Linked DNA regions of Mus musculus: all the other regions are linked to region 1. The links are chromatin loops, found by intact Hi-C in ENCODE. Cell type or tissue: heart. All regions are shown on one strand.

Region 1 (8,000 bases):
GCCCAGAGTGTTGTTTAAAGTGCTCCAACAGCTGAGAGGTGTCACAAAAGAAAAATGTTCACCTAGTTTGTAGTGAAAGAAATCTCACCTCTCCCTAAGACACAGCAAAACCCCTGTGGAAGGCTGCCTACCACGGAGGGCCATCTGTCCTGGACAAAGTAGGGCTTTCACAAGCAGGTGACATTTATTCCTCCAGGTTGTTTCATCCATGGGAGTGGGAGCTGTTTATTTTCACTAAAAGGCTGCTAAAACACATCTAGGAGCTAGTTGTAAAATGCTCAGCTTAGCCAAGGTATGCTACAAAAAGATTGCACCATGCATCAGATCTCGGGACAGAGACTTATGGGGGGGGGTGCTCACATACACACATTAAATAATACCAAAAATAAGTTTAAGCATGGTTACTGCTTCAATATTTTGAAAAGTAACATAAAAGTTTTCTAATATAATATCAGCGTGTATTGAACAAGTTTTATCCTGGCAATGTTACTAGCATTTTAGTTTTTTGGTTTTTTGTTTTTGTTTTTTGTTTTTTTTTTTTTGTTTTTTTTTTTCTATAGAATGCTATAAACTTGAAAATTAAATAGAACATGGACATTGCTTTGGAAAATAAATAATTCATCATTTAACTCAATTCTAATGATGAAGCAAATCTCAATCTCTCTCTCTTTGAGACAGGGTTTCTCTGTGTAGCTGTAGCCTTGACTATCCTGGAACTCACTCTGTAGACCAGAACTCACAGACCAATCTCTTCCCTCAGCCTCACAAATGCTGAGATTTAAGGTGTGGGCCACCACTGCTCAGTAATGAAACAAATTTCCTTAGTAACTTTTATGCTTACTCTAGTTTAGGCATGTACGAGGAGAGGGAGATGATGAAATACTTGCCAAGTTGGGGTCTGTATAGAACATCACCTCTGCTTTGATTTTGGAGGCCTTCTTTGTCTAGTCTGTGGGCTGTGAAATAAATACCTCCCCAAGCATACTTCTTGCAGGGAGCATTCTCATGTGATACTGATGTATTCAAAATAGTTCGGGATGTAGGGCACCCAATGTCTTTCTTTTTCTTTTTCTGTTTTCCTTCTCTTCCCTTCCTTTCCCTTCCCTTTCTTTCCTTTCCCTTCCCTTCCCTTCCCTCCCCTCCCCTCCCCTCCCCTCCCCTCCCCTCCCCTCCCCTCCCCTCCCCTCCCCTCCCCTCCCCTCCCCTCCCCTCCCCTCCCCTCTCTTCTCTTCTCTTCTCTTCTCTCTCTCTTTCCCAAGACAGAGTTTCTCCGTGTAGCCCTGGCTGTGCTGGAACTCACTCTGTAGACCAGGCTGGCCTCGAACTCAGAAATCTGCCTGCCTCTGCCTCCCAAGTGCTGGGATTAGAGGCATGCGCCACCACTGCCCAGCATTCTTTTCTTTTTTGAGAGAAGATCTCACACTGTAGCTCAGGTTAGCTCAGAACACACCAGATTATAGCCCAGGATAGCCCAGAACTCTCCAAGTTGATGTCTAAGTGATAGCAGGGTCTCTGCCTTTGGCTCTCAAGGGCTGAGATTATAGACTAGGGAGGGAGAAAGAAGAAAGGAGGGAGGTGAAGGAAGAGGGAAAGAAGACAGCAAGGGAGGTAAGTTGATGCTAGCCAATAATAAATACTACTGAAATCTAATAGTATCTAAAAATACGAAAAAACCAATGGTGAAAGGCAGGCGCAGTGGCCTCTTCAGACCAGCCAGGACTATAGAGCAAGAGGAGTCTGTCTCAAAAGAGCCCAAGCAAAGCAAAGCAAAGCAAAGCAAAGCAAAGCAAAGCAAAGCAAAGCAAAGCAAAGCAAAGCAAAGCAAAGCAAAGCAAAGCAAAGCAAAACAAAACGGCATACTAGACAATCTCTAAATGCTAAGGGAAAGGCAGAATGAGAGTCAGGAAAGTCTGTTTGGTTTCAGACCCCGGGGACAAGGGACTGAAATATTTTTATATTTTACATACCAAGGCAGACCTGGCTTCCAGGTTCTCCCAGCATCCCTCAGTCCCTAACGGGCATACCCTGCCCCCAACCCTGAACTTTCCAGTCCAGGGGCTGGGCTGCTCTTCCCCCAGAGGCTCTTCCCTATATAATCCAGATGTTTTAGTCTCTCCTCTTCTCTACCCCCTTCTCTCTCCCTCCACTATCCTCCCTTCCCCCATGGTGACTTCCCTGGCCTTGGTCCTTGAGACCAGTCAAGAGCAGCTTCCCATTAATCCTGACTTTAATATAATCTAATCTGGTTTAAATTGGCTCTGTTCATCGGCAACGGAGAAGTAACCTATCCAATTCTCCCTGGAAGACTTTACGGGCTTCCCCAAGTCAGCGTTGGGGAAGTGTTCAAGCAGGAGAAAGCCCTTCTCAGAGGTGGTCTGGTTCCCTGGCCCGTAAGTGAAGACGCTTTTAGGGAAATCCCAGTCTGATTTCACTTCCCTAACCTGGGGAGGTCCCAGATTTCCAATACAAAGGAAGTTAGGGAAATGAAATCCGGCTGGGACTTGGACTTTTCTCCCGCTGTGTTTGTCATTCAAACAGATTTTAAGAAGTTGAGCCCCGGGCCTTGTGATTGTGGGCGGAGGAGGGGATGGCTAGGGCGAACTGGAAAAGCCCCAGGGACTATAAAGGAGTCAGACTTGGGAGGTTGTGGATCACCGGGAAAGCGCTTCCCTGGTGAACAGCTGAATCTGACTCCGCTTGATGTGATTTTTCCTCTGCAGAAAACTTGCCCTAAAGCTGAGTAAGACGCACAATAGCTTGCTTTTTGAAAATGCTGTTTTCTGTCTGGGCCATTTATGGGTATATTGGTGTCCTCTCTAAGGACTTCTAGACTGCTCGGTTTTCCAAAGGTCATTAACATTATTTAAATATTCATCGCGGGGGAGGGGACGACAGACTGAAATTTCAGACCTCTCTGAAATGAGGGATGGCTGGCCACCTGCCTAATGGAGTCAAACCCTGAGCCTCAGCTGCTCCCTTCCCCAACTCTGGCATTGTTAACAGACACGCTTTGACACCAGAAGCCACCGACCGACCGCTGCACAGCCACAGCAGCCTGAAAGATGTACAAACCAAAGATTTTCCAGAATATCTCTCTACCTGCATCTCAGCCTTTGGACCACATTAAACTCTTATTATAGCTAAGAAACACTTCCCAGCCAATCCCTCTATGTTCGCTCTAACCAAGGGCCAGTCAGGGCTTTCTCCCACACATACTTCCACACGCACTCATACACATACACACACACACACACACACACACACACACACACACACACACACACACATATATATATATATATATATATATATATATATATATATATATATATATATGTATATATATATATATATATGTATATACATGCGGCAACGCCTTCACAGACACCCACCCATGCACTAACTCAGACACGCGGCGCCCTCCCCAGTTAGGAAACATTCTCTTGCCACCTCTCCCATCACTTCGGTTTCTCCATTCATTCATGCAGGCATACATACATACATGCATTCATTCACCATTTCTTAGGGCTCATGTTCTGTTCCAGCTACCAAGAGGAGGTATGGGTGGATGGGGAGGAGCAATGAAAACGGAGGGCGGACCACCGGCCTGGAGTGGGGCGGGCCCGGATGGGTGGGCGGGGCTCCCGGGTGCCAGGCGAGCCCAGAGGCTGCTGCTCTTGGCAGATGCGCTGGCCCCAGGTTGGGGCTGTGCCGCGCCTTTCCCTGGACGTTGGGAGCAGCAGGCGGCAGCCGCACCACGCTGGAGCGGAGCCGGAGTACTGCGCCCTCGGAACTGGCGCCTAGAGGTGGGTGTTCAAGTTGGGGCGTGGCGGTTCGGAACTCGGGCTAGAGCGCTCTCCGGCACTGGGAAAAGGTGGATTGTGAGGGTCTTCAAGTCTGTGTCTAGTGGATCCTGTCTGGGAAGCTATTCGAGCTAGAAAGGTCCTTATGCCTTTGAATTTTTTAGGTTTAGGGCATGGCCGGGCTTATTCAATACTTACATATGCTTTAAAAAATAAACAGCCCCACCTTCCGCCGAGATATACAGGAAAAACGGTGAAATCAAATGTGGCTGTGCAAAAGAGCCAGTAGAGGTAGACGAAGCCACCGAGGTCAGTTAGCCAAAAACTCCTGCCTGCTGGGGTGGCAGTGCTGGCGGCATCTTTAGAAGTCTATAGCTTTGCAAGGAAACTGAGGCCTAGGGTGCTCAGCCGGAGCACTTTTGGACTGGAGTCTAGGCTGCTGAACTTCTTAGCTGATGGAGGAAGCAACGGTTCTGAAGGTCAGGAAGGTTGGAGGGTGGGGGCTCGAGGTGAGCAGGATCGTCTGTCCTGAGGCTCGGCATTGAGGAGTTCGAACTGGGGTTTCATCTCCAGTGAAGCCCGGTTGAGAATCTGCGAATACTTTGAGGGGAATTTTAGGAGCAGGTCGCAGAGGAAAGTGCCACCTTTAAAGTCCGTAGAGGAGGCACGCTGGCAAAGATAAGAGCGGAGAGACTCTGGCAGCCCTGGGAAATTCTAGAGAAAGCCAGTGGATTAGAAGAGACCGAAACGAAGCCCGTGAGAACGGGAACCCTCACTGGAGAGCAGTGGCGCAGGTGGCCGGATGAGAGCGGGTGAGGGTCGGAGCAGCCAGTGATGAGCCAACCGGGCTGGGCTAGCAGCTGGGTCGCCGAGCTACACAGCACAGATGAACACACTACTACTCACTAGGCCCGACAATCCATCATCCCAAGCATGTGTGAAAAGGATGACAGTGGGTTCTCTCCTCAGACCCGGTAGCGTTTGTCCCCAGAGATTGCATACTGGGGACTTTGACAAATCAGCACCTTCCCCCGTGTCCATTCCAAGCCCAGTGGCTATAATCCAGCAAATTTACTACTGGCGTTTGCCTTTGAAAAATTGATTTTATGTGCCGTATTGTATCTTTTGAGTCCATGAACAAGTTTTACTTCTCTCTGGAAGCTCTTTTTGTCTCAGCGCGTGCTCACAGGCGCCTGGAGGCTGAAGAGATATATATGCTATGCACCTGCCATCAACACGCCTGGGGAACCGGCTTGCCTTTGCTCTGAATTCACTTAAGCATCACTCTTGCCTTCCTGGCAGCATTTCCATTTTAACCAAACATCCTTTCTTTCTCTAAGTCTGGCGGCATTCCCGGTTTTGACCAACTAGATTTTATAGTATTATGGGAAGGAATTGATTACTTTTAACACAGATGTTCATGTTCTGATTCTACTGCTTGCTCTCCACTCTGTTTTTGATCCTTTTCTTTAAAAGAGGGGGGGGGGAGGGAGGGAGAGAGAGAGAGAAAATGAGAATCCTCTCCCTTGGAAGGGGGAACCTCAAGAGTCCTGTGGAACATGTCCCCACTCCCACCCCGAGTTAGCCGTGGCCCAGGAGCACCTGTCTAGGTCTCCATCTCTGCCCCAGTCAGAGTTCTGCACCATGGAGTTCTGTCTGGTTTCTGGGATGCTGAGGTGCAATCACGAACAGCTTGGCTGGTCTTTGAGTAGGACAAACATTTTGAAATCCCCATTATCTCATAGCTCTGGCATGACAGTTGGCGGTGTTTTCTGCCTGCGGAGTGCGGAGTGGTGTTGTCAGAATTCATTTAACTTTCATAAGTGGTTTGTTCTGACCCAGTAGCCCGAGGATCTCCAGTGAGTAAGGTGAAGCAGGCTGTCTTAACTTACTGATCAAATGACCCGGGCTGGTTGTTGTATTTCTCTAACATTCAATATTTTATTATAGGGCTAACCCATTAGCACTGTGGACCTTCTAGTTGTTGCTGATGTTGTGTGCTATCCTCATAGAGTCAGTGGGCTTTTGTAGGGAATACTGGCTCAGGCCTGTCCTCTCAGTATAGTAGAAGCAGAAACAGGAGGCTTGCCAAAGGACTTTGAGTTCCAGGTCAGCCTGAGCTACAGAATTGACCCTATCTTGGGGAGGGGGGCGGGGCGTATGCCTTTAATGACAACACTCAGAAGTAGATAGATTTCTGTGAGGATGAGGGCAGCCTGCTTTACATAGTGAGTCTCAGGTCAGCCAGGGCGACAGAGAGAGAGACCCTGTCTCAAAAAGTCGCCAACCACACATTTTTTAAAATGAAAATTAATGGGCTCTTAAAATACTCATGGCCCAGATTTCTATCACAGTTGTCATTAGTCACCTCTGCTTACTAGGGTAATGAGAAGTTTAAATAAAGGTGAAATTGAATTTGGATGAAGGTTGGGTTAAGAGATTTTTAATAGTTGGAACAGGAGCATTGCTGTTTGCTGTCTGGTTCCTTGCTTGAAATACATTTCCACATATTACAATGTTAGCAGAACTGATGCTGTGACCCCAGTCGGCTCCTAGAATGACTGTTTCTTTGATGTGAAAAACAAGAGTCACCGATGTGATTAGATAACTGGATGGGTTCTGTGCCAGCCACTGGTACTTGGAAGAGACTGCTTAATGTATGTATGGAGTTCAACAATTTTAGTAAGTTTTGATAGGAAATGTTTTGTTTATGCTTACAAACCCAACACCCAAAGGCAGATTTTCTATAAAGCGAAAGCAAGCAAGAAAGAGAGGGTTTTTAAAAAAGATGCCTAACGACATCCTGTGTGCTCATAGTTTATTGCTCAGCAGTCTACAAAGATGCTTCCTTCTGCAGCAGATGGGAGCAGATACAATGACCCTCAGCCAGACATTAAGCAGAGAGTGAAATCTTGGAACACTCAGCCCTAAATGGGATGTCTCTACCAAATTCCTTCCCTCAGAGATAGGGAACTCGAAGAAAGAGGAGAGAGAAAGAGTGTAATGTCTCCAGAGAGGATGGAGGACATCAAGAATGTAGAGCCCTCTAAATTAACACGAGCAAAGCTCGTAGGAACGCCCAAAGACTGAAGCAGCATGCACCGGGCCTGCACCAGGGCCCATGCGCTTATACGTAGTTCAATGTTTTTATGAGATTCTTGAATGTGTCAGCAAGTGGGTCTGATACCTGTGCCTTCTTTTGGGCTCTTTTCCCTCTGTTGGTTTATGTTGTCCAACTTCAATGTGGTAGTCTTTGTTTTATCTTATTGTATTTTATTTTGTTATTATTTTTAATGAATGAATGAATGAATGAAAACCTAGCCACTAGCATAAAGATTAACAACCGAATTGTCTTTTATACATGAAGAGTGATTTTGTTTTATTTTAGAATTTTGAGATAGAATCTTGGAAGCCTTCCCTGGGTCACTGGAGTCCTGGCATTACAGAATTTTTTGTTTTGTTTTGTTTTATTGTTTTTTAAGGTGCCAGTAACTGTCCTGTCTCTCATTCACTTCCCTCGTTTGCACTGATAGAGAAGATGACTGTGGAGATTTTCTGAGCCCGGTGCCTGCCTCTGGTGCCTGTCCTTTTCACTTGGTGGTGTGTGCTTTGTCTGGCGTCTTGTCCCCTCCTCTCCCACTTACTCTTCAAGTCACTGTCCTGGTGCTGGCTCTGCATTGACTCTGACACTCACTCTCTCTCACTCTCTCTCTCTTTCTCTCTTCCTTCCTTCCTTCCTTCCTTCCTTCCTTCCTTTCTCTCTCTCTCTTCCTTCCTTCCTTCCTTTCCCTCTTTCTCTCTCTTCCTTTCTCTCTCTCTTTCTTTCTTAATCTTTTTATTGATTTTTTTGTGTGAATTTCATACTGTGCACCCTCATCCCACTCATCACCCCTTCCCTTTGTATCCACATCTCCCCGCCCCACCCTTGCAAGTCCCCTTCCCACACGCAAAGAAAATAAAATAAGATAGAATAAACAAAAAACAAAAGTCTCTTGTCATGGAAACTGTAGTGTGTCACACATGTGTCATGAATGTGTCACGTATGTGTCACCCTTTCTTACACATCTTTACTTTCACTTTGAGTAGCCACAAATCTTGAAATCTTGGCTTTAAGTTCACTCACTGACCCACAGTGCGATCGATGGATTGATATGCAGATGGTGCTCTCTTTTCCAAAGGACCACAGGAGACTCAGGG
Region 2 (8,000 bases), 98 kb after region 1:
TCAATTTTGGAGAAGGTCCCGTGAGGTGCTGAGAAGAAGGTATATCCTTTTGTTTTAGGATAAAATGTTCTGTAGATATCTGTCAGGTCCATTTGTTTCATAACTTCTGTTAGTTTCACTGTGTCCCTGTTTAGTTTCTGTTTCCACGATCTGTCCTTTGAAGAAAGTGGTGTGTTGAAGTCTCCCACTATTATTGTGTGAGGTGCAATGTATGCTTTGAGCTTTACTAAAGTGTCTCTAATGAATGTGGCTGCCCTTGCATTTGGTGTGTAGATATTCAGAATTGAGAGTTCCTCTTGGAGGATTTTACCTTTGATGAGTATGAAGTGTCCCTCCTTGTCTTTTTTGATAACTTTGGGTTGGAAGTCGATTTTATCCGATATTAAAATGGCTACTCCAGCTTGTTTCTTCAGTCCATTTGCTTGGAAAATTGTTTTCCAGCCTTTCACTCTGAGGTAGTGTCTGTCTTTTTCCCTGAGATGGGTTTCCTGTAAGCAGCAGAATGTTGGGTCCTGTTTGTGTAGCCAGTCTGTAAAAATATGGAATGCTTCACGAATTTGCGTGTCATCCTTGCACAGGGGCCATGCTAATCTTCTCTGTATCGTTCCAATTTTAGTATATGTGCTGCCGAAGCGAGCACCAAAACATTTTATTTTTACCAAAAACAAACAAAAGAACAGTAATCAAAAACCATGAACAAGTTATAATAAAAAGGAAAATTTTAATTTTAAAAAGTCTCTGTGTGAAAAAGTAAAGATAAAAATTTTAAATTAATAATATAGCTAAATTTATTTCTTAAAAAATAAGCATAGGGCCAGCAAGATGACTCAGCTGGTAAAATCGTTCCACACCCATGTAGTCACACATGCACGCACACACAAAAGTAAAGGGTTTCTTTCTTTCTTTTTTCTTCTTCACATTTTGGTACATCTTATTTGTTAGGGACCATCACAGACATAAAAAGTAATGTTGTGGGCTAGCAAGATGGCTCAGTGGGTAAGAGCACTGACTGCTCTTCTGAAGGTCCTGAGTTCAAATCCCAGCAACCACATCATGGCTACAACCACCTGTAATGAGATCTGACACCCTCTTCTGGTGTGTGTGAAGACAGCAATAGTGCACTTATTTATAATAATAAATAAATCTTTCAAAAAAAAAAGTAATTTTGCTACAGTGAGCTCCCAGCTTCCCGGTCTTAAGTCCTGGTTCAACAGCTGGGTGAGTTTTAGAATGCTTCATCTGTCCCTTTCTTCCCCTCAAAGCAAATCTCCCAAGGAACATTTAAGATGTGTCGCTTTAAAACACGGACATTTTCTCACCTAACCCGGTTCCCCACTGTAGCTTCCTGATCACTTCTGAGTGTCACTTAACTACTAGTTGGTGCATATGCGAGTCCTCATGAAGACATGATCAAAACAACTCCTATAAAGAAAACATTTAAAACAGTTTCAGAAGTGTAATCCATTATCATAATGGCAGGAAGCATGCCTGCCTGCAGATAGATGCTAGAGCAGTAGCTAAGAGCTACATCCTGATTCACAGGCAGAGAGAGAGAGACAGAGAGAGACAGAGAGAGACAGAGAGAGACAGAGAGACAGAGAGAGACAAAGACAGAGAGACATAGACAGAGAGACAGTGAGAGAGAGAGAGAGAGAGAGAGAGAGTCAGAGAAACTGAGAGACTGAGAGAGACATTCTGGGCTTGGCATGGGCCTTTGAAACCTCAAAGCCCACCCCCAGTGATACACTTCCTCCAACAAGGACATACCTCTTAATCTTTCTAATTCCTTCAAATAGTACCACTCCTTGGTGAGTAAGGATCCAAATATGTGAGCTTATGTGAGCAATTCTTGTTCAAACTACCACACATACACATATTTATTGTGTGTGGGTGTATAGGTGGGTGTGAGTGTGCACATGCCTTGATGCACATGTAGAGGTCAGAGAGCAATTTGCAGGAGTCAGTTATCCCCTTACACTATATAGGTCCCAGACATTGAACTGAGGCCATTGGGTTTGGCAGCAAATACTTTTATGCTCTGAGCCACCTTGCTGGCCCTCACACACCTTTCTAAAAAACCTATTGTTTGACAAGTTTGTTTATGTAATGCTATTGATTTGTTTGTAGCACTGAAGATTATTTCATATAGCCAGGGTAATAGAGATCACCCTAGCCGTGTGGGGCTGCCTGCCCTCAATTACCCCCAAAATGTGAGGCTCAAATTTACTCCATTATTTTAGACAGGACTATGTTTATGAAATAAGTTGAAGATGTTTCCTTTTGTCTACTGGGAAATGCAGGCTGATTTTTGTCCTGTTGGTTTCTTTGTGACAGTTGCATAATGTTACACGGTACCTGTTCCATACTTTATATGTGTCAACCCCAGTCTTCAGCCTAAACCAACAGAAGCCCACCCTGAGCTCTGCCTGGCATGGTCTGCTCTTGCTTCCCAGGGATGCAGGCGTTCTGTGAGATGGCCCTCTCTCCAGTCCAGGGCGCGTCTGGATAGCAGGATGCTAATCACTGAATAGGGAGGCCATTTTCAGGTACTTGATCATTCACCCAGTGAAGAGACAAATTCAAGAAGAGCAAAGTTTGATGGGCCAACCTGGGATGAAAGCTAAGGATACGGGAGCCATGAGATGCACACAACACCCAGGATACTCCACAGTTTGCAGATTCTTCTAATACACGTCCCCTAGGTCATAGAACTTGTAGGGCCCTCGTGAGGACATAGATTGATGTGACTCACTATTCAGACATATGCATTTCATTCTTTTTGTTTTTGTTTTTGTTTTTTTGAGACAGGGTTTCTCTGTGTAGCCTTGGCTGTCCTGGAACTCACTTTGTAGACCAGGCTGGCCCCGAACTCAGAGATCCACCTGCCTCTGCCTCCCAAGTGCTGGGATTAAAGGTGTGCGCCACCACGCCCAGCCACATTTCATTCTTATAATGACCCCATGAACTGCTGTGTTGGGGAAATACCACACGTTTCCCATAATCCTATGAGAAGTCTTTGACTCTGAACTCAGGACCCTGAGGAAGGAGTCAGGTGTGGAACAGTTCCCATTCTTCAGCTTTCCAGTGACTTGTGTGATTCCTAAGATGGGGCATGGAGTTCTAAGACATGACTTGTACCATACTGTAGGGAGGATGCTTGGTGGTCTTAAGGCCCAGGATAGAGAGCTGACCAAGTTAGCAAGTTTGTAGAACAGAACCAGTTTCTCCTTTGTCTCTGAGGCCTGCGACCTTCCTTCCTTGGGGTTGAATATCCAAAGTCTCTTCTGCCACCAATCACCTCTTTGGAGGCTCCTCCTCCAGCCCAGCTAAGACAGCCTTGCTTTCTGCGACCTCTACTGGCCGTCGCTGGCATTACTTTCTGTTCTAGGTTTTCCATAGGTTTTCTTCTGTTAGGCAGGCATTGTCTTTTTCTAATGGCCTACTTGCTTCTCTATGGGAACTTTCTCATTCCATCATATTGGAATTGGCCAAAATTCCGAACTAACTCTGACTATTGTTCTCAGATGTGATGCTGGCTGGAATCAGCATTGGGCTTTCATGATCCGAGCCATAATTATCCACTCTGTCTAGCCATCATGCATGTAAGAATTAAATGTCATGAGGGTCGTGAAGGACTTGCCGTAAGAACAACCTTAGGATCATTCCAGAGCATTGAGTCCTGCAGTCTGAATCCCAGAGTTTGTTTGTGTATGTTTGTGTTTTTTCACTTGCGTTTGACTACAGAATCACTCTGTAATCCAGGCTGGTATGGAATTTATTGTGTAGCACAGGCTGCTTTGAACTCATGATGATGCTCCTGCCTCTGACTTCCAAGTGTTGGGAGGGGACCTCTTTCCTGGGATTCTCTGGTGGTGGGGGAGTGTTGATCCCAGTGTTTTCTAAAGTGGTTGTATGCATTCTATAATAAACATATTGGCTTATTAAGTACATACTGACTCTTACCTTGTCCCTTATTCTGCTGGGATCCAGGAGTCAGGACAGATAGAAACCCCACTGTGACAGGTTCCTCACTGAAATGAGTGAAAAGGATTTATAGACGATTGGAATGATCTGTGTCTTCCTGTGATTTTTTACAGTTTACAGATGACAGTCACTTCAGTATCCAGAGATGATAAACAGTATAGTAAGAAAACGGCTTTCACAGACCTTAAAATAAAGTCTTATTTGGCAAAGACATCAGTGTGAAAACCAGAAGCTAAGTGTAGACAGTTTACTCTGCTTCCTAGACATTTACTGTTGGAAGAAGGGTTGATGGGAGATGGTCTGGACATTTGAGAGGGTGGCCAGCAACAGTCACCAACCTGACAGTGTGTGAAACAACGTTTCTGGCTTTCCAGACTTGCACAGATCGTATGTAGAATGCCCAAGGGATTACACAGTCTCACCCCACGGTTGTATTATTTCTTCAGATTCCGGTCAAATAGCAGCTACAGTCATTGGATGCTTTCTGTTCTGGATATTAACCTTTACCAGTGTTAACTTAGTCTTTATAGCAACTATGTAATATTAAGAGTAAGGAACTGGCCCAGAGCTATTTGACTGATGGCTGGTAAGTAGTGGGTTCAAACTCCAGCATACTGGCTCTAGACTCGAGATCTAGAGCATGCATGCTTACCACTCTCATGTACTGTTTCTCAAAGTTTCATTTAAAAGACCATTGTGAGTCTGGGGTTGTGGCCCAGTTGGTAGAGGCTTGCCTGGCATACATGAGGCCCAGAGTTTGGTCCCCAGTACAACCTAAAGTTAGATATAGTGGCATATGCCTATATTTCCAGCATTCAAGGAGAGTATAAGCTCAAGATTATCTTTAGCTACATACTGAGTTCAAGGCCAGCATAGGCTACAGAAGACTATTTCAAACTTCCCACCTCCTCTTCAACTCTGCTCTCTCTGTGTAGATCTGGCTGTCCTGGAACTCACAGAAATCTGTCTACCTCTGTCGCTGACTCCCAAGTGCTAGGATTAAAGATGTATAAGAAAACTGTTCACTATTGCTCCATCTCAGAGATGCAATTGAGTCTCTGTAGCACTAAAATCCACCCACGCATGCCTTGATGATCTAGAAGTGAAGGCTGGGGATTTACCACCTGTGAGAAGTGGGTCTCTAGGAGCTAAGGGCTCTGTTGGTAGAGCGCTTGCTTGGATTCAGTCACCAGCAAGGCATAAAGCAGGCATCGTGGCTGAGCTTGTAACCCTAGCGCCTGGGAGGAAGAAGCAGAAGTGAGTTTTGAAGTCAGTCTGGGCTATGTGAGTTCAAGGCCATCCTTCACATCGTGAGATACTGTCTTAAGAAACATGAATCTCCAAGGTGCCAACTCCTCTTGACAGCCTACTGTTGTGATCTGTGAATGAACACGTGTCCCTGTATATTTGGAACCAGTGTCTATCTGCCTGGCATATGTTCGAAGGATGCTGAGTATGCCTAGAGGCCCCACACCATTGCTCAAATCTCCCCACCTGGCAACTCTTGAGGGGCGATCTCAAGAGCTCAATCTTACCTTTCCACCTCTATTGTCACTCATTCCAGAAAGTCTAGGACCTTAGCAAAAGGTCTTTGGGACTCTAGCAGGTAAGATAAATGAAAGAAGTTAGCTAATTAAGCCTGGTGTCTCCTGAGAAGCTGGAGTCTTATTCTCATTCAAAGACTTCTCTATACCAGGGCAGGTCAACTAGTAATTGATTACCCCTGATGCAGGGGGCAAAGGATGCTGGGAGTGCTGGGGACAAACTTTGGCTCAAGTGGCCTTTGTAGATTCTCAGCTTCCTTACCTGTGAGAAGTTGGTTTCTACAGTGCTACAACCTCTGACAGCTTTATGATACTATCTGAGAGAATTCGTCTCCACAATCTTGGAGCTAATGTCTGTCTGTCTGTCTGTCTTTCTGCCTGCCTGCCTGACATGTTGCAAAGTGCCTGCCATTCCCATTTGAGTGAACTTTAGCTCTGGTGTCACTGTGGTGTGTGTTGAACAGGTTTGCACTTCGTTCTCTTAATGAAACCCTTTGACTTAACCATGACTCCGCTCTGCTCTTGAGTTTGCAAGTGTGTGCGAGTGCCCGAGAGACAGTTTTTTTTTTTTCTTCCTTCTACAAGCAGTGCCTGCTGAGCAGATGAGCTTAGAAAGGGTGTTCTCTTCGTGTTGTTTCAGGGAAAATAGAGAAAGTCAAACCTCCTCCATCCCCCACAACTGAAGGTCCCAGCTTACAGCCTGACTTAGCCCCTGAAGAGGCTGCCGGAACCCAGCGGCCCAAGAACCTGATGCAGACCCTCATGGAAGACTATGAGACCCACAAATCTAAAAGGCGCGAGAGAATGGATGATAGTAGTGTAAGTTTTTCCTCCTTTCCTTTCTCTTTTCTGAAGGTGACCTTGAGTGTGGCATGCCTGTATCTTGGATGTGTGTGCAATTTATCTGCTTCTCTTGCTTGCCTCATGATTCTGAAACCTATTTTCAAATGAGTGGTTTAATGTGCCTCGGGGACTAAGTATCTATCATCAAGAGCTGGTTGTTTGGTGGCTAAGCCAAGCTTGAGGTGGTGGGCGAGGCTGGTCCATGAGATGGTGGGGTGGAGGAAGATGATGTGCCTGGGCAATACATCGAAGAAGGATGCAGTCTCTCTGGATGTGCTCTCAGGCTTCAAAAGCTGCATTGTGATCTATCCTCGTATATGTCGCACACTGCTCAAGAGACTAGGTCTGTTTGGGGTTCTTTGTGTGTGTAGTTGGACAGGAAAGAGACATTTTAAATGACTGCTAAAAACCACACAACTACCCCTCTCCCTTCAACCTTCCCAACTCTGTACATGTTGGATGTGTGCCCTATGAAAGGAAGTCATCTGCACTGTGGTTTCCTTGTCCAGTAAGAGATTTAAGAGGTCTTTCTGAAGGGTTCCCCACAAGCCTAGGAGGGGCAGCCCCAGGTTATGTATAAACACCCTAGAGTCTCAATCTTATATCTTTCACCAAAGTACTCCTCCCACCCCCGGAAACCCCCCCCTCCTCCATTATACTGAGGTCACAAGTAGCTTGGATTGATAAACCACCTAGTGTCTACCTGTTGACCTGTGTGTTTATGAACAACATCCCCTTTCACTCTTCCAAGTTTGGATGAGCTATGCAGTTACCCTCAACTTGAATGCTCTGAGGTTCACAGTAGGAAGTCCCTGCCAACTCAATGACTTTCATCTCCTGGCTGGATAATCCCAAGTTAGAGAGTTTCCGGGATGAATGCCAGATGCTGAAGGCCCCTTTTCAGCTAGAGGGATAAAGAAGAGATACACACACACACACACACACACACACACACACACACACACACACCCCTCTTCTTAATCACGAAGGAATATCTCTGCTGTGAGGCCAAGAGGCTCCTCTGTGGATGGAGCCCTGGCTTAGGTAGCAGCTGCAGACAGTTCTACCGCATTTCACTGGACAGGTGCCAGCAGCTTACTGTCTACTCAACCATGTTAGCAGCCCCTTTGGGTGTAGAGTCCTTCTTTAGGTGTTTTTAGTTGCCGACTGAAGTGCAGTCTTAGAAGCATATGGTTTCTTCCCTCCACCTGATTCAACAGTGTACAGCAGCAGCTTTGCTGACCATGAGCTGAAGAGCCCTGGGCCATTCAGTCATGACCCACGTAAACGCTTTCTCAGTGCATTCTGTGTTGATTGTGTGTGCTTTTTTTTGCACTGGAGTGCTGATGTTAAGTGGAGGAAAGTGATCCCCAGGCCTGGTGCACAGGCCTGTAACCCCAGACATTGGAAATGGGAAGTAGGAAGATAACATGGTCAGGGTCTGCCTGGGACATAGTGGAAAGAGGTACTTATGTCACAGGCAGAACACTAGACCCCCCACCCGCACCCCTTTCTGGTAAACTCTGATACTCAGGAACCCACATCAGGTGCCAATGGGGCCCAGTTTTCTCCAATTGCTAATGGCTTCCTGTCTCTATCTCACCCAAGTAAAGGAACATGTTGGCTAAG
Region 3 (8,000 bases), 78 kb after region 1:
AGGGTACTTCAGCAAGTATTCAGAGGCAGCTGAGCTGAGAAGCACAGCCTCCCTCCTGGCGACTCAAGAGTCTGATGTCATGGTTGGGCCCTTCAAACTGAGGTCAAGGAAGCAGCGGACTTTGTCCATGATCGAAGAAGAGATCCGGGCAGCCCAGGAAAGGGAGGAGGAGCTAAAGCGGCAGAGACAAGTGAGGCAAAGCACCCCAAGCCCCAGGGCCAAGAACGCCCCATCGCTGCCTTCTAGGACCACCTGCTACAAGACTGCTCCAGGTGAGTAGCAGCTACATCCTGCATCCAGGTGTCTGGGAAAGTGACTCCGTTCACGGTTCCATGCGGAGCCTCCGCTATGCTTTTGGCAAGAGGAGTTCGACAGCAGAGGTGTTAGGGTGTCGTCTGGGTCATGGTTGCTGTTCTCAGTGGATATGAGGGCTCCTTGCCTCTCAGTCAGCCTTGTCTTGATTTATTTATTGTACAAGCTTCCTCCCTTCACCCCTCGGAGGGCTGCATCTTGGCCAAGTGAGGCACAGACCTTGGCAGAGTGGGGCTGTTGTGCTTTCTGTGTCTTCAGATCAGTAACTGGACCTTCAAAAGCTATAGTTAAATTAAACCCATCAAATTTGGGGGATGTGTTGTGTTCTACTAACCCCTTTCAGGGTGCCGGCTTTCTTCCTAGCCGGGATGGTCTTAACTCAGGGTTGCAGGCTGCAGATACTCTGTCCATTTTCCTTTCAGTTGGGTTTGACTTCCTTTATGTGATCACAAACCAGTTACACTCATGTGATGATAGACCATCTTTATGGTTGGGATCCCTTGAGATAACTACCCGGTGCAATCATCGCCATCTTGGATTCTAAGTCTGCTCTGTGATGTTCGCACCATGAGACTGCCTAGCAGTGCCTTCCTCAGATGTTATCTTAGAATGTTTCCCCAACCTCAGCCTATACATGTGTCTGCTCTGGACATTTCCATTCATTCTTGTCCATTTCGAAAAGTGAAGCTACTACAGGCAGAAGGGCCATATTGAATCTCCTTCTATTGTCTGGGCAGCCCCTTTCTTGAATTGTGGGTATAGACGGCAATGCCGTGAATGCCACTGTGGCTAACAGTGTGACCAGAAGCTTTTGTTTCCCGTGTGGATATGATAGCACCTGGGGCTCTGTTCATCTTGTCTCAGAGATGAGCTCCTCAGAGTGGGCTCAGAACTGGGCCATGCATTGTATTGTTCACACCGAGATAAGTGCGGGCTTTAGAAGAAAGCATTGTAGGTAGAACATTGGATATCATCCTGAAACCCAAGTGTGGGATCATGTGTTTTACTGTAGACTCGTGGGGAAGCTGATCCTTCATCAAAGATAATTTAAGAAGCATTACCGTAAAGGGTAACCATCACTGTTTAACTTGGTTCATTTACATATTAATCCCTTCATGTTGACCCTTGACCTCCATCAAATCTACAATGGCACAGACTCATTCTTTATTATTAACTTTTAAGATTCGAGATAATCGCAAGCCTAAAGAAAAGCTCTCGAGGACAGTGTGTTTCTATTCTAGACTGCTTGAGAATCACTGGGCACCGTGATGCTCTACTGCCTGAGTTTTATAACACACCCCTCACATTGGGTCTTTGGGATGCTTTTGTGTGATTACATCTCACTTTTGCTAGGGGAAAGCACAGCCAAATTGATGCTGCGTCCTCACAGTGTCTAAGCAAGTAGCACGTGGTATTAGCTCGTTCTGGGATAGACAGATCTTAGTTTTGACCATTCAATATCAACTTCCGATCACTTGATTAAGGAGTGTTTGAAAGGCTTCTCACAGAGAAGCTACATTTTCCTTTTGAAATGAATACATATTTTGTTTAGACACACCTGACTCTGGACTCTTTATCCCACTCCTTATCAGACTGGAAGTCTAGGATTTCTTTATATCAATATGGTCTCATGGAATCCCATTACATTCAATAACTAGTTTTCATTCGTCTTGTTATTTTTATCCTCATTTTATTTAGTCATGGTATGAAAATCCCTTCCAGATCTCTTTTGTGTCTTTTTGAGAAGCAGTTCTTTCAGCATTTCCCTCTGCTTTGTTATTGCATGGTGTTCTATTTTAGCTCGTACTTATCAGTCTTATCTCCAAAGAGCAAAGAGCGGTTATTCTCTTACAGTGGAATGGGATGTATACATCAAGATCAGCATGTGCGTCAATGTTGGATTGTCCACTAAGGCAGGCTTAACGAACATATTTGGAGATTAAGCATATCTACATTTATGTCTATCTTATCTATGTTTTTCTATCTATCTATCTATCTATCTATCTATCTATCTATCTATCTATCTATCTATCTATCTATCTATCTATGAAATCAAGAGTTCATGCAGAGATCTTTTCCAAAAGTTAGTGGCATGGGAGTGGTGAAAGGAGAGGGAGACTGTGAGTGTCCATGTCATGGTGTGGACTTGGAGGTCAGCAGACACCTTTTAGGAATCAGTTCTCACCTTCCATCTTGTTGAGCAGGCTCTTGTCTCTGCACCTGTGCTGTGTAGCCCAGGCTAGCCAATCTTCAGACTTCTCTGTAATTCTCCCATCTCTGCCTCCAGTCTCTCACTGTGGGGGTGCTGGGAATACAGATGTGCACCAACCATCTAGCTTTTCCCTGAGGTTCTTGGGAGTCAAGCTCAGACTGTCAGGGGTGCATGGTAAGCAATTCTACTCAGTCGGGGATCTTTTAATTCTGCTTTAATAGACTTATTCACATTTGTCATAAAAATTTCTTCCCTGGGGAGACAATTTTCACCCCATCTTTATAAACTCCCAAAGTCAAACCAAAGTATATTTTTTCCAAAGGTCATCCTAGGGGACCATTGAGCTTATTGAACTTATTTATAGAGCACTGGTAAAGGATTGCTTACAGGAGTGTATTGACCCCAAAGCTTTAAGTCTTTACCTAGCTTGGATGATGGCTTCCCCGTAGCTGCATAAATGTAGCTTCCCCCATTGGTTAACCTTCCCTAGTCTATGTGTTCTAGAGACCCCTGAGACCTGGAGGCTGTGTGCAGAATTACATAGATTGTGGCTGGGAGGGGCAAGAGAGAGTACTGGGAATCTCGGGTAAGGGTCCAGGGACCCTCCCCCATCTGCGCTTCCTATGAGGGAACAGACATGCTGGTGATGGTCTTATGTAAGCAGGTGCAGCTTGTCTGATGCAGATGGCGGCAGTTTTGCTCAGAGGCCAGTGTTCTAGGAAACGCTCCTGCCCTTTCCATATTTGCAGCTTACTCCTTGATATCCTCAGTGTGGTATTTGTTTGGCCCTTCTACCCACACCATTTAACCAAGCTCCTATTTTCTTCATTAAATTATGAACCAGTATTCATTTCTAGATGATCGCCTCCCCTTCCTGCATTCCATTTACCTCTGTCACTGCTGTCCCTTGTCCACCTTGCTCTGACTCCACAGTCCTCCATAGGCCACTGCGTTCTCCTCCCAGGCCCTCTGCTGGCATCATGGTTTTTAGCCCCAGCTAATGACTCTTGGACCGAGCTGTTCAGGAAGGAAAGGGAAGGGTGGGCTGTGGAGGAGGAAGAGCTCGGAGACTTCCTCGATGGGTTTTTAATGCCTTCGGGTCACAGGCCAGAGCCAGCTAAGTGCTTAAGGCAAGAAAACTATCAGGGAAAGTTTTCTCCAGTGGTTAGCCACAAGAACTTGGCTTTCCCCAACAAGTCTTACTGGTCCAGTTCTCCTTGGAATTGTTTTGGCTGGAGCTGGTTTGGCACGGAGATGGAGGTTAAGCATCCTGTCCTGGAGAAAAGTCTTTGTACCATGTGATTGCAGCCCCAGCTTGGGAGCTACTGCACAGGCCAGTGATGGTGCTCCCCAGAAGTTGGAAGCCTAACTGATGGAGAAACATTCTGTGAGCTTCTTGGCTCCTGCTTGCATGGAAGCCATGGTTTGCCTGCGTCAACTGCATTACTTCATTGTGGAACCTTCTGGAAGTCCATGTAGCTGATGGGCAAATTGGACTATTTGATTCACTATGACAAAATACTTGGGGCTGAGTCATTTATAAACAATAGAAATTATTGAAATTTCTCGGAGTTGTAGAGATTGGGATGTCCAAGATTAAGGTCCCAGCAAGGACCCATATCCTAGATTATAGAGGGAACCCCTTCTTGATGTACTCATGTGGTGGGAAGGCAACTAAATAGATCCCTGTGTCTTCTTTCATAATGACATTAATACTATCCATGTTGCCTCTGACCCCATGGTCTGATCACCTTCCCAAAGTCCCCCCTAATAGCATACAATCGTAACTACATTTCAATGTATCTGTGAGGTTCCCGGAACACCAGACCATAGCAGGGGGTATTTCGAATTCTCCACTCAGTCTCTTAATGGAATCCGTCCCCATATTGCTCCAGCTTTACTTCTGCCATGTAAACAATTGTTAGGTGTAAGGAGATGCTGCTGCCTAGTCTGGTTCCCCCAGCTGGTGTGCCTGTCAGGCTTCCTGCCTCCCCTACAAGGATTGAATTTACTGTACAAGATGCCCGAGTGCCAGGGTTGGCTCACTGACCTCCAGTTACCCGGTCCCAGCGACCTTAGAACCTAACCTCCCACTTTAGGAATGTGAATCTCCCTCCCTGTGTCTTAGTCACACTGTGCTCGTTTTCATCCTTGTAAGAAGACATTAACTGCTTGATGCTTCTCTAATCACAGCATTCAGGAGGCAAGAGGCAGGCAGATCCAGTTCGAGACCAGCCTGGTTCACATAGTGAGTTTCAGGATAGCCAAGGCTATGCTATGTGTAGAGAGATATTGTCTTGAAAAACCAAACCAAACCAAACCAAACCAAACCAAACCAAACCAAATCACCACCACCACCCCCCCCAAAAAAAAAGAAGAAAGAAAGAAAGAAAGAAAGAAAGAAAGAAAGAAAGAAAGAAAGAGAAATAATCTGAGTTTATGTTCTGTCCTGGTTTTCTTATTACGTTGAACACAGTCATAGTCATAGTGTGATGTGGACAGACTCCACTCCTTCGTATTTACATTCAGAATATGTAGAAAAGATACAATGTGGGGTGTCCTAGGATCGCAGCATGGAGAGAGGAACCAAAATTAAAGTGAATACAAATTCAGGCTTCTTTCTTTCCGAGCCTGGAAACCTCTGGAGTGTTGCTTGGCCAGCCGGCCTCTTACTTAGTTTGCGATCCCGGAGGAAGTTTGACACATTACTCCGGCAATTTGTGGGTTGGAACTTCTGGCTCCAACATGGGTCTCATGAATGAAATATTGCTAGGGTTTCCTCTGCACCGCTTCATGTTTCCTGCCAGAAGTGACTCAGTAGGTTTTGTGTGATTCAGATCAGATTAATGATATTAGGTGATGAAAGATAATGTCTGAGCTCCTTATCTAGTAGAAATCATGCTGGCCACATGCTGGATCCTAAACAGTAAGCAGACAAAGTCTGCTGAGAGCGAGGGTGCTGTGACCTAAAAACCCCCATTCCCTGGATATTGAAAAGACATTTGGATGGTGTTCCTCACTCCCTCCTTTTACAAGAGTGGGGTGAAGGCCCATAATTCCTGCCTGGGGGGCTGAGGGAGGGGGTGTTCGAAGCCCGTCTAGGCTAGAGTTAGCTGGGAGCCAGTTTAGGCAACTTGACAAGATTCTTTCTCAAAATAAAATAAGAGGGAAAGAGCTGGAAGAGTTCAACAGTAGAGCACTAGCCTAGCATGCGCAAGTGGGTTCAATCCCTAGTGTTTCAAAAAGGAGAGAAAGAAAGGGGGAAAAGAAGTCCCTTGACAGATTTATGAGCCGAATTAATGGGAAACACATATATTAGGGTAAAATTCCCTTGAGAGAATGGGGTTGGGGGGTTACCCAAACATCCTTTTAAACTCACGTGAGAATTACGAACTTAATTAAGAGCTTCCCAGTCTTTGCATATTGTGGACACCAGCAGACACTTCTCAGTGTGTGTATCTATTGTTAGGAACTCGAGTTTCACTTCCAGGCCAAGTCCAGCTGGCTGTGTGAAGTAGCATAAGCTTTGTGTGGAAGGTCCCACAGGTGGTTGGTGTCCACCGCTGTTTCCGGAACATTCTTTGCTGATGTAAATCTAAGCCATGCTAGCTGAAACTTAACACAAGACCTTAAAGCTGTGTATAGTACTAGCTACTTCATGGGTTCCCATTTGTCACCTACTCCTTCCAAAAGCCCTTCAAAATAATGGTCAAAATGATAGGAACACATGAGGCTATGTGCACAGATGCCTACACACAAACATGCACATACATGAGTGCGTACACACACACACAAACTTTTTTTTTTGAGACAAAGTTTTACTCTATAGCCCAGGCATCACTGGATCTACCTACCTGTCTATCTATCTATCTATCTATCTATCTATCTATCTATCTATCTACCTATCATCTATCTATCTCTATCTATCCCTCCATTTATCCATTCATCTATCCATGTATCTATGTAGCTTTTGCAAAGGAAAACCATATTGCCATTCTCCTGAGAATTAGACTCCCAGCTATCCTCTGTGACAAGCCTGTGTATGGTAATGACTTTCAGAAAAAGCAAAGCATCTCACTTCAATTCATATCATATCATATCATATCATATCATATCATATCAATTCTCTCTCTCTCTCTCTCTCTCTCCCTCTCTCTCTCTCTCTCTCTCTCTCTCTCTCTCTGTGTGTGTGTGTGTGTGTGTGTGTGTGTGTCTGTGTGTGTGTGTGTGTTTCTGGGGGAAGGGGGGCTGCAGAAGTGTAGCAAAGCTACCCTGGTAATCTGCATGGCTCCTTGATGTTTTAATGCCTCAGTTACAAATAAGCTAAATTGCTGGTACTTGCCAAATATTTAGGCTAAGGGGGTGTACTGGGTAGTTTTGTGTCAACTTGACACAGCTGGAGTTATCACAGAGAAAGGAGCTTCAGTTAAGGAAATGCCTCCATGAGATCCAACTGTAAGGCATTTTCTCAATTAGTGATCAAGGGAGGAGGTCCCCTTGTGGATGGGACCATCTCTGGGCTGGTAGTCTTGGGTTCTGTAAGAGAGCAGGCTGAGCAAGCCAGGGGAGGCAAGCCAGTAAAGACCATCCCTCAATGGCCTCTGTATCAGCTCCTGCACCTTGCCCTGCTTGAGATGCAGTCCAGACTTCCTTTGGTGATGAACAGCAGAGTGGAAGTGTAAGCTGAATAAACCCTTTCCTCCCCAATTTGCTTCTTGGTCATGTAGGAATAGAAACCCTGACTAAGACAAATTGGTACCAGCAGAGTGGGGTATTCCTGTGACAACCTGACCATGTTTTGGGGAGGACTGTGGAAGGACTTGGAACTTTGGGCTAGAAGATCCATTTGGTGTTAAGAGCTCTGTCACCTGTTGTGTAGGAGCTTGGAAGATAATGTTGAGAACAGTGCAGAAGATGGAGGCCTGGCTTGTGAAATTTCAGAGGGAAAATTAAAGACTCTTTTAAGGGCCAGTGCTATTTTGGAGTTTGATTATTCTGTGGTTCTGGTTAGCTGGGCTGGAGAATCAGCTGTGATTAACAAGATACCAGAACTACTAAAGCAAAACCTATGCAGTACTGGGACTATTGATACTGGTTAGCTGGAGCTAAGAAAATTAGCGGTGATTAAGAAGAGACCAGCATCGTTGAGGTGACATCTTCTGGGAAGTGTTTTCTGAAAGCACAAAGAGGCTGTGTTCCAGAGATAGCCAAGGTTGTACTCTTGCTGCAGCAGGACTTGGTAATATGTAAGGGTCACCCAGGTGGTACTGGTTTTGAAGGCATGAAGGGGTCATGCAGAGCAGCTGAGGCTCAGCACTGTGAGAGGCCATGGAAGGCCATTGGTGAAGGTGCAGCCTCAGTTGCAATTGATGGCCCAGGACTACAGGGGTCATGCAGTGTTTTAGAGTTGCCAGTACCATGAGATGACCACCAAGAGCAGCAGCAGTGGAGGAGCCCAGAAGATCGTGAGTTGGAT
Region 4 (8,000 bases), 64 kb after region 1:
GCATCCTTGCCTCACAGTGGTTTGGAAGTCCTCCTCGTCCCTCATTCTTTGTTTTCTTTCCTCTTGCCCAGGCTGCCCCCGGGGTTCCTGGGCTCAGGGAATCCTCCTGCTTCAGCCTCCTGAGTGTCTGGAACCCCATGACCAGTATTGGTCCCTCATGCTTAAGCAGACCAGTGACGTTCCTCAGTGTGAGTCTCCTATCTCATCTTACATAAGACTGCTAAGTGGCGTCTGAAGTGCCTTTCAGCTACACAGCAGAACATTCCAGTTATTCCGAAGGCTCCAAGAGTTCCCCCCGGAGCTCTGGTATCACTAAGCGGGGCTTTAGGAAATTCCTTGGTATGTCCAAGTGTAGAAATGTCATTTAGATGTCATAAATATTTGTCAAAGGAAGCCTCCCTGACACTTTGTGCCCAGGAGGGTCCTGAGAGGTCCCTGGGGAACCCTGCTTGCAATCCATTGGGCTATTTATTCTGTCACCAGAACAGATTGCTCTCAGACTGACCCCAGATCAGCTGGCCTCTCGGGACGTGTAATATCCTTCATGTCCCTTTCCCTGCCCAGTTTACTGTAAACCTGATGTTCTTTGTCTCTCTCACTAAAGAAAATGAGTTCATCACGGTGTGGTGTTGACTTGACCCAGGATTCTGACTCACTTTCCAGGCAGCCAGAGCTTTAGCTAGGCCCTGAATTTTTTTTTTTTTCCAGGTCATCCTGAAGTTCCAGGGAATGAGATGTGTAGGACCTGGAAGCAGGGTTTGGAGCCAGTGGGTGTCCTCAGAGAGTGGGCACTGCTCCAGGATACTTACGTGGTTCTAGAATCTGATTCTGACAGAACAAGCCAGGGAACCAGATGCATTTGGGTCAGGCACCTCTACCCAAAGCAAATATTGCTCTTTTCTTGGTCAGCTATGGAGTGGTTGTTAGGTCTCAAACCTAGGACAGATGGCTAGCTGGGGTGTGCCTATTAACATATCAAAGCTGACTCTGGCTGCCAGGTGGTCTCAGCATCCCTGAGTCCCTACCTGTTACAGGGTCCTTCTGCTTGGTATACCCTACCTCCTCCCCTGAACTCTCCAGCCCCAGCTCTTCTGGCACCTATTTAACTCAGCCATTTTGGCTACACCACTCTCTTGGCCTCCTGCTCTCTTGGTTTCTGGTTCTTCTCTTGGTTTTCTGGCTTTCCCACTCTTCACTCCCCACTTAGCCCTCTCCTCTCATGGCCCAGCTCAGTCTGCCGGCAAGGTCCAGCTGGACTCTTCTAGATGTCTCTGCCTCTCTTATATCCATATCTTATATCTCGTGTATCTATAATAAAAACCTAAACCTCTTAGGAGCAGTCATGTCTTCTATCTATCTATCTATCTATCTATCTATCTATCTATCTATCTATCTACCTACCTACCTATCTGTCTATCTGTCATTTTTATTCAGTGGTGAGGCCACTTCACCCAGGATTCTGTAAACTATCATATACCCAGTTAAAATGCATTGTACTAATACCAGCTACGTGGGAGGCTGAGGCAGGAGAATCACAAGTTCAAGACCAGCATAGTCTGCAGAGCGAGCTCAGTCAGTTTTGAGTAATTTAGTGAGGTGCTGTAACAAATTTTAAAATAACAGTCACAATAATGGAAGGGTTAAGGAGGAACTCCTGGGTAGAACACTTGCCTAGCACGTGCAAGGCCCTGGGTCCTATTCTTAGCACCACAAAATCAAATGAATCAGTAAGTAATTATATAGAAACCTTTAAACATAGAAAGTGCTTGTGGGATAGCATGGAACGTTAGAAGTTGACTATCACATTGCATACTGGTTGGTTTTTGTTAACTTGACACCAAACTTAGGTTCCTGTCTTGAGTTCTTGCTCTGACTTTTCTTAGAGACGGAATTTGTTTTTGTTTTTTGTTTTTAAGGATTTATTTATTTATTTTATGTGAGTGCACTGTCACTCCCCTCAGACACACCAGAAGAGGGTGTTGGGTCCCATTACAGATTGTGAGCCAACATGTGGTTGCTGGGAATTGAACTCAGGACCTCTGGAATAGCAGTCGGTGCTCTTAACCACTGGGCCACCTCTCCAGTCCAGAGATGGAGTTTTGAGTTGTAATAAACCCTTCCCTCCCCAAGTTGTTTTTTTTTGTTTGTTTGGTTGGTTGGTTGGCTGGGTTTTTTTGGTCATAGTATTTTATTGCAGCACTAGACACCCTAACCAGGACACATTCATTGCATATACATACACTGTCTGGGCTCAGCTACATTAAATATTCATTTCTGTTACCTCTTTTTTTCTTTGAGTTTTGCTATACAGATGTCCCATGTTTAGCTTTAGGTGGCACATATCTTTAACTTCAACCTGAGGGAGGAGAGGCAGGGGGATTTCACTGATTCGAAACCACTTTTGTCTATATAGTGGACCAGCCAGGATTACCCAGTGAGATCTTGTGTAAAAGAATAAAAAAGGCAGTCATTTGTTTAGAATCCTTGAGGTTTTTACAGACTCAGTAGCGAGCGCCAGCCCATATCTGAGTTTTAAAGAAGCCCCAATAACAGGTCACATCGGCACCTACAAGGCTCTTGCTCTTTCCCTGCCTAGCCCTGGAGCCTGACCAAGGCCGCTAGCATTGCCTCAGGCAGGAAAGCAACTGCCCTCCCATCCTGGGCCGACTAGGGAGGGGCCAGGCTCCTCTGAAGGGGACTAAAGTCCTTCTTGGTGTGAATGGCCTTTTAGGGAACAGAGGGAGGGCCCGCGGTGACATCACAGTCTCCAGTCCCGAGACTCCTAAGGAATTTGTCCCGGCTGAGCCAGTGTGAGCACTGGAATCTGTCTAGAGAAAGAGGCGATTCTGACTGCGGACTCCCGGAGGTGCGTGCACTGGGCTTTTGCTCTGGGTAGGGTAAGACACATCTGATGACCAGTTGGTCTCATGGTCCTTTGCTTTCTGTTCTGAAAGGAGAAAGTTCTCTCAAGGCCAGAGCCTCCTCTGAGGAGGGAGTCAGGGTCTGGATTTATTGCAGAGAGTTGGAGGCCTCTCCTGTTGCGTGGTGGGCAGCTGAGCACTTACTACGGCTCTCTTTTTTTTTTTTTCTTACTGTGAATCTTGTCAAGCTCCCAGCCTTGGTGCTAAGAGGCAGAGGAAATACTGCAGATACAGACCGAAGCTGCGTGTGTGACAGAAAATGCCTTAAAGACACTGTCTGAGTCTGTGAGAATTTGCATGTCCCTTTTGCACTTCAGAAAGCTGCCTAGGCGGGACCCAGGGACTCTGGTAACTTGTTCTCTAGTTGTCTTGTATCTGTTCAAAGAGCTCCCTGATGAATTCTACAGTGGGCTAACGGTTTCCATGGTGTGGAGCTCACGGCATTCAATAGGCGACTTGGGGCTTTGTTCCTGGATGTGCCGTGGCATGTCAGGATACCCTCCTCAGGCTCATCTCTGTGCACAGAAAGTTAGACTTCCCTACTCCGGGCACAGTTTTCTTTTCTCTGAGTTCCACTGTAGTCTCAACTTTTCTTCCTGTCATCATGACCCTAGGCTAGGCAGGAACCCAGAGTTCGGAACTACCTAAGAGCAAGAGAGCTGCAGCGAAGTTGGGAAGAACTTAAATTAGGTTTGTTTGTGCCTGCTGAATTTATTCCTCAGAAAGTCCTTTTGCTTTACTCCAGGGTATGGGGACTTCCTTCCAAGCAGCCTTAGTGAGAAGGCTCGAGAGAACCTTATTCTCTCATTCATGGGAATCTTGAGCTAACAGCCAGTCTCGGGTGTTCCTCTAGGGAACCTCCAAAGGTTCTCAGAAAGAAGGGACCCTTAGCTCAGCAAGGAAGTGCACACCTATCACCCAAGCACATATAAGCTGAGGCCAGATAGCAGGTTAGAGGCTGGACTGAGCTAGACAGAGTGAGACCCTGTCTCCAAAGAAGAGAGGGGAGAAAAAGAAAGAAATAGCAGCTTTTTAAGCAAGGGACTCAGCCAAGCAACAACTTCTTTCCTTCCTTTCGGCCCTGCCCACTCCTCCTCACTCGACACACACACACACACACACACACACACACACACACACACACACACACACACACACACTGTCTCCAGTTTCTTTCAGAGAAAGCCCCAGCTGTAAATGTGTTAAACATCACCTTAACATTTTCCAGATGTCAGATATGCAGCGCGGCAAAGTGAGCCTGGTCTTCCAGCCTGGCTAGAAGTGGAAGGGTCGGTCGTTATTAACAGGAAAAGCTTGTGGTCCAGAAACTCCCTTACCCTAAAAGTTCTTCATTCGAATGTGAGCCAAGACACAGGTGACTTTGTTCCCTGTCCACGCCTTCTAGAAGTGTTTTTATCCAGTCTTAGAGCCCCCCTTGAGGCACGCACCAAACCTACTATGCTCTGCTCAGGCCAAGCCCACCGAAGCTCTCAGGGGGAAAAAAAAAAGTTTGGGACTATTCAATGGGGCTGGAACTCCTTGCCACCAAAGGGTTGGAGTTTCATGTTAAGAACCGAGCCCCACCCCGCCCCAGGTCACTCTAAGCAGTGATGGTTTCCTGGCAAGATGTCTCAGGGAGGACAGAAGCTCAGGCATTGTTAGTATCAGCCCCTTTCAGGGGTCAAAGCCATGACTTGAGCTTTCCTGGTCTATATTTAGCCTGCAGCTGCCTGAGAAAGGTTTGGGGTCTGTAGTCTGGCTGCCTGCCTTCCTTCAGCTGGGAGCTGGAAGAGCTGACCTCCGTCAGGAGTGGTTTGTCTCGGTTTCCCACAGTCAACACTAGGACCGGCCGGAAGCCTCTCTGCAGGGAGGTGGAAGAGGAAAGGCCATTCAGGCCTGGAATGCGGCCCCTCTGCTGTACTTCCCTGAAGTAGAATTAACAAAGAAAGCCAGTATTTCTGTTCTGTGCCTTCGAGGGAGGGTGAACTGGGCTGCCCAGTCCTAGCGTAAACTGTACTCTACCATCTGCAAACACACTGGGGCGCAGGAGCTGCAAGCTACCTGCTCGGGACCTTGCAGGGGCTCAGCTTTCTTTATGAACTCTTTGAGGCCAGCATCATTGCCCTTAGAAGGCTGTGCAAAGCTTCCTGGGGTTGCTAAGGTCTCATTACCATTGCCTTGGGCCTCTTGTTCTTATCATGTGATTGGGGACCCCATCTCCCTGAAGCTATCAGATCCCTTTTTGGGAGAGTTGGCCATCCTCCTTCAGAGCTGTGGGGACAACAAGCCTCAAGCAAAGATATGTCACCCTGGGGGAGTCTCAGGCTTGACTTCTGGAATGGCAGCAGTTTAATGAGATAATACTTAAGCTCTTCAGCTGCTGTCCCCATCAGACCCCACTGTTTTCCTCTGTGTAGACAGTCTCTCAAAGGTCTGTCTGCCTCCTCTAGGGCTGGTGATGCCGCTGGTAAGGGGTCCTAGGCCACAGCAATAGCCAGGTTGTGTCAGCCTGAATTGACATTTTGTGGTGGAGGCACCTGAGTTCAGAAAGTTAAAAAGAGTCCAGAAACAACCATCCTAGAGGGTAGCCACGCATGGCCTGAAGAGCCAGTTCTTTGCTATGTAGCAACTGTGCCCTGCTTACTAAACATGTGACTTATGCAAGCCAGGGAGGGCTAAGAAAAGGGACAGCGATGTCCTTTGATTTCCCAGCTATGAGGAAGTTTTATTCTCTAACCATGCCTCTGATCCTAGGCCAGCAGTGAGTGCATATTTTTGATGGAACTTAAAAATAACTGGATTAAAGGATCAGGTCACCTATTACCTGGGGAAAAGCATTTCTAATTTAACTATAGTAGCTGCAACAGGAAGTAATCTGGGTTATTCAGAACTGAGAAACCTGGCCATGCAGCCCACACCTGGCTTGATCAATTTGGGTCATGCTGCACTGAGGCTAGGAGCATGGGAGGTGATGGCGGGCCAGACACTTATCAAGAGGGGACGTAAATACCTGTGGGCAGTAAGAAAATGGTGTCATCATGAACAGAGCAGACATGTGAAGTGTTGGAATTTAAACAACTACTCCTTAAAAAAAATGACGTACTCTTTTCATTTTATGTGTATTTGTGTATTGCATGTTTTGTGTGTGTGTGTGTGTGTAGTAGCCCTTGCAGCCAGAAGAGGGTGTTGTATCCCCTGAAACTGGACTTCTAGATGTCTGTGAGCTGGAGACCCAACTAGGTCCTCTCTGTAAAAATGACAATGTTCTCAACTGCCTAGCTGTCTTTCCAGCCCTTCTTTTTTTAGTATTTAATTTTTTACTCATGTGTATATGGAGAAGGTCTTGTGCATGGGAGTACAGATGTCCCAGGAGCCCAGAAGAGGGTGTTGGTTTCTCTGGAGCTGGGGTTACAAGTAGTTATGAGCCTCTTGGCATAGGTGCAAGGAACTCAACTCAAGTTCTCTGAAAGAGCAGTATACACTCTTACCAATGAGCCATTTTTCCAACCCCTCCTCCTTCTCTGGAGAGGTTTATTTCGGCCCGGGCTTTGAAAGGATCTCGTCTATCTTGATGGCAGGATCGACTTTATTATTTACAGCATCCTGGGTCTGAAGTTGCCCGATTATTTCTGGGCATATGACGCAGAGTAAAGGGCTAGAAAAATGGCTCAGAGGTTAAGAGCACTTGTTGCTCTTGCAGAGGACCTGGGCTTGGTACCCAGAGCCTATATGGGAGTTCACAACCATCCCTGAGTCCATTGCTAGGGCACCCAAGGCTTTTTTTTTTTTTTTTTTTAAAGCTTTTCCAGCACTTCATGTACATAGAGCACATATATACTGAAGGCAAACACTCATACACATAAAATAAATACATCTTCCTCCTCCTCTTCTTCCTTTTCCTTCCCTTCTCCTCCTCCTCCTTTTCCTCCTCCTCCTCCTCCTCCTCCTCCTCCTCTTCCTCCTCCTCCTCCTCCTCCTCAGAAGCAGAGCACAAAGAAAGATGAGTGTGGATGCCCATCTGGCTTTTCGTCATTTTTAACAGAATCATCAATTTTTCTTGTCCTTGTTGTGAAGCACATCTTTCTGGTGTGACCTGATGAGGAAAGATACTTCTAGTTCTTCTGGTATTGATTGGTGTGCTCAGCTGCAGGCCCAGACAGAAAGAGCGTGCTGCCATCCACTGGTCCAGCTGGTCTAGGGTCAGCTACCATCTTTTATGGGAACTAGGCAGGCTTCTAGAATCGTTTGTGTGCCGTTGACTGTGGTATGGGTAGGAGTTGTGGTTATCTTATCCTTAGGAAGCTGTCAGCAGGGGCAGAGACTCTAGTTTAGAGCCCAAAGTGCAGACGCCCAGACTGCAGTGTTGCATCTCCATCTGGAGGGCCCAGCACACAGTGCTCCGCAGCAGAAGCAGCAGAAGCAGCAGAAGCTACCTCTCCAGGGAGTCTGCCTTCGCCCCAGTCTGGATAAGGAAGGAAGACACTGACTTAAGGCTAAAGTATGAGTCTAATTTGACCGAAGGAGGTTCAAGTTAGCAAGGATCAAGGGCAAAGGAAGACACTCTCTCAGCCTGCCATCCGTTCTTCATGACCTTTCCCATGTTGTTCTGGAAGCTTCCTGTCATATTTTGGAAGAAGACCTTCTGACACATTGCGATACAATGAAGAGCGGTGACATTTATGACTAGCCAGTTGTGATCTTAGGGGAAAAGTCTCCTCTGTTTCTCTAAGCCTCTTAATTCCAAAGTCATGAAATAGTAAAATCTGTCTTTCCTCCAACCTCTAACAGAGAGGCCTTGGTCTTCCGGGTGTCAGCTGAGAGCTCACATGGGGATAGCTGAGGCTCGTCAGGACCAAAGGCTGATGCGAATTCAGTGGGATGTGGCACTGAGTGTGCCCACAGAACGGGCACTGAGTGTGCCCCTAGCACAGACAGACTTGCTGTAGTGCCTGGTTTGTGCCGACATTTCCACGGCTATGTAAGTACTGAGGACTGGTGGGCTGCATCTCATACGAGTGATCCTTGCACAGCTTTTCTGTGTACCAGGCACCCACCGGGAGCTTTCTGTGTGCTGTATTC

Evidence for each region. A loop is a pair of places that touch in the nucleus more often than their neighbours do. Peaks named below come from ENCODE experiments on the same cell type or tissue, not always from the same donor. Only the 100,000 strongest peaks of a DNase experiment are listed, where the experiment ranks them.
Region 2: a loop joins it to region 1, with 3 times the contacts of the local background. A loop is called at or near these places in 12 of 42 quality-filtered maps.
Region 3: a loop joins it to region 1, with 2.4 times the contacts of the local background. A loop is called at or near these places in 5 of 42 quality-filtered maps.
Region 4: a loop joins it to region 1, with 2.6 times the contacts of the local background. A loop is called at or near these places in 7 of 42 quality-filtered maps.

What each region holds. Positions count from the first base shown.
Region 1 is chr4:57,778,517-57,786,516 of GRCm38, forward strand. The region is part of intron 7 of Pakap (paralemmin A kinase anchor protein); the gene reads left to right. Among named protein-coding and RNA genes, the nearest start is that of Gm35099, 27 kb to the left of the region's middle. In heart, a CTCF peak has its summit at 3,741; DNase peaks (open chromatin) are centred at 2,615, 3,695, 4,715 and 5,555; H3K4me3 peaks cover 2,447 bases; H3K27ac peaks cover 1,842 bases.
Region 2 is chr4:57,876,856-57,884,855 of GRCm38, forward strand. It overlaps Pakap (paralemmin A kinase anchor protein), which reads left to right. Exons shown (of 11, transcript NM_001384150.1): 9 at 6,169-6,347. Gm26138 (a small nuclear RNA gene) reads right to left here and starts at 640; the gene lies at 534-640. In heart, no CTCF peak of the experiment used is centred here; DNase peaks (open chromatin) are centred at 3,356 and 7,406; H3K27ac peaks cover 545 bases.
Region 3 is chr4:57,856,766-57,864,765 of GRCm38, forward strand. Pakap (paralemmin A kinase anchor protein) reads left to right here. Exons shown (of 11, transcript NM_001384150.1): 8 at 1-272. Among named protein-coding and RNA genes, the nearest start is that of Gm26138, 17 kb to the right of the region's middle. In heart, a CTCF peak has its summit at 3,489 (motif pointing left); DNase peaks (open chromatin) are centred at 3,796, 5,256 and 6,046; H3K27ac peaks cover 137 bases.
Region 4 is chr4:57,842,441-57,850,440 of GRCm38, forward strand. The region is part of intron 7 of Pakap (paralemmin A kinase anchor protein); the gene reads left to right. Among named protein-coding and RNA genes, the nearest start is that of Gm26138, 31 kb to the right of the region's middle. RefSeq lists an enhancer at 3,121-5,327. In heart, CTCF peaks have their summits at 4,846 and 7,300; DNase peaks (open chromatin) are centred at 481, 2,721 and 4,631; H3K4me3 peaks cover 3,144 bases; H3K27ac peaks cover 5,266 bases.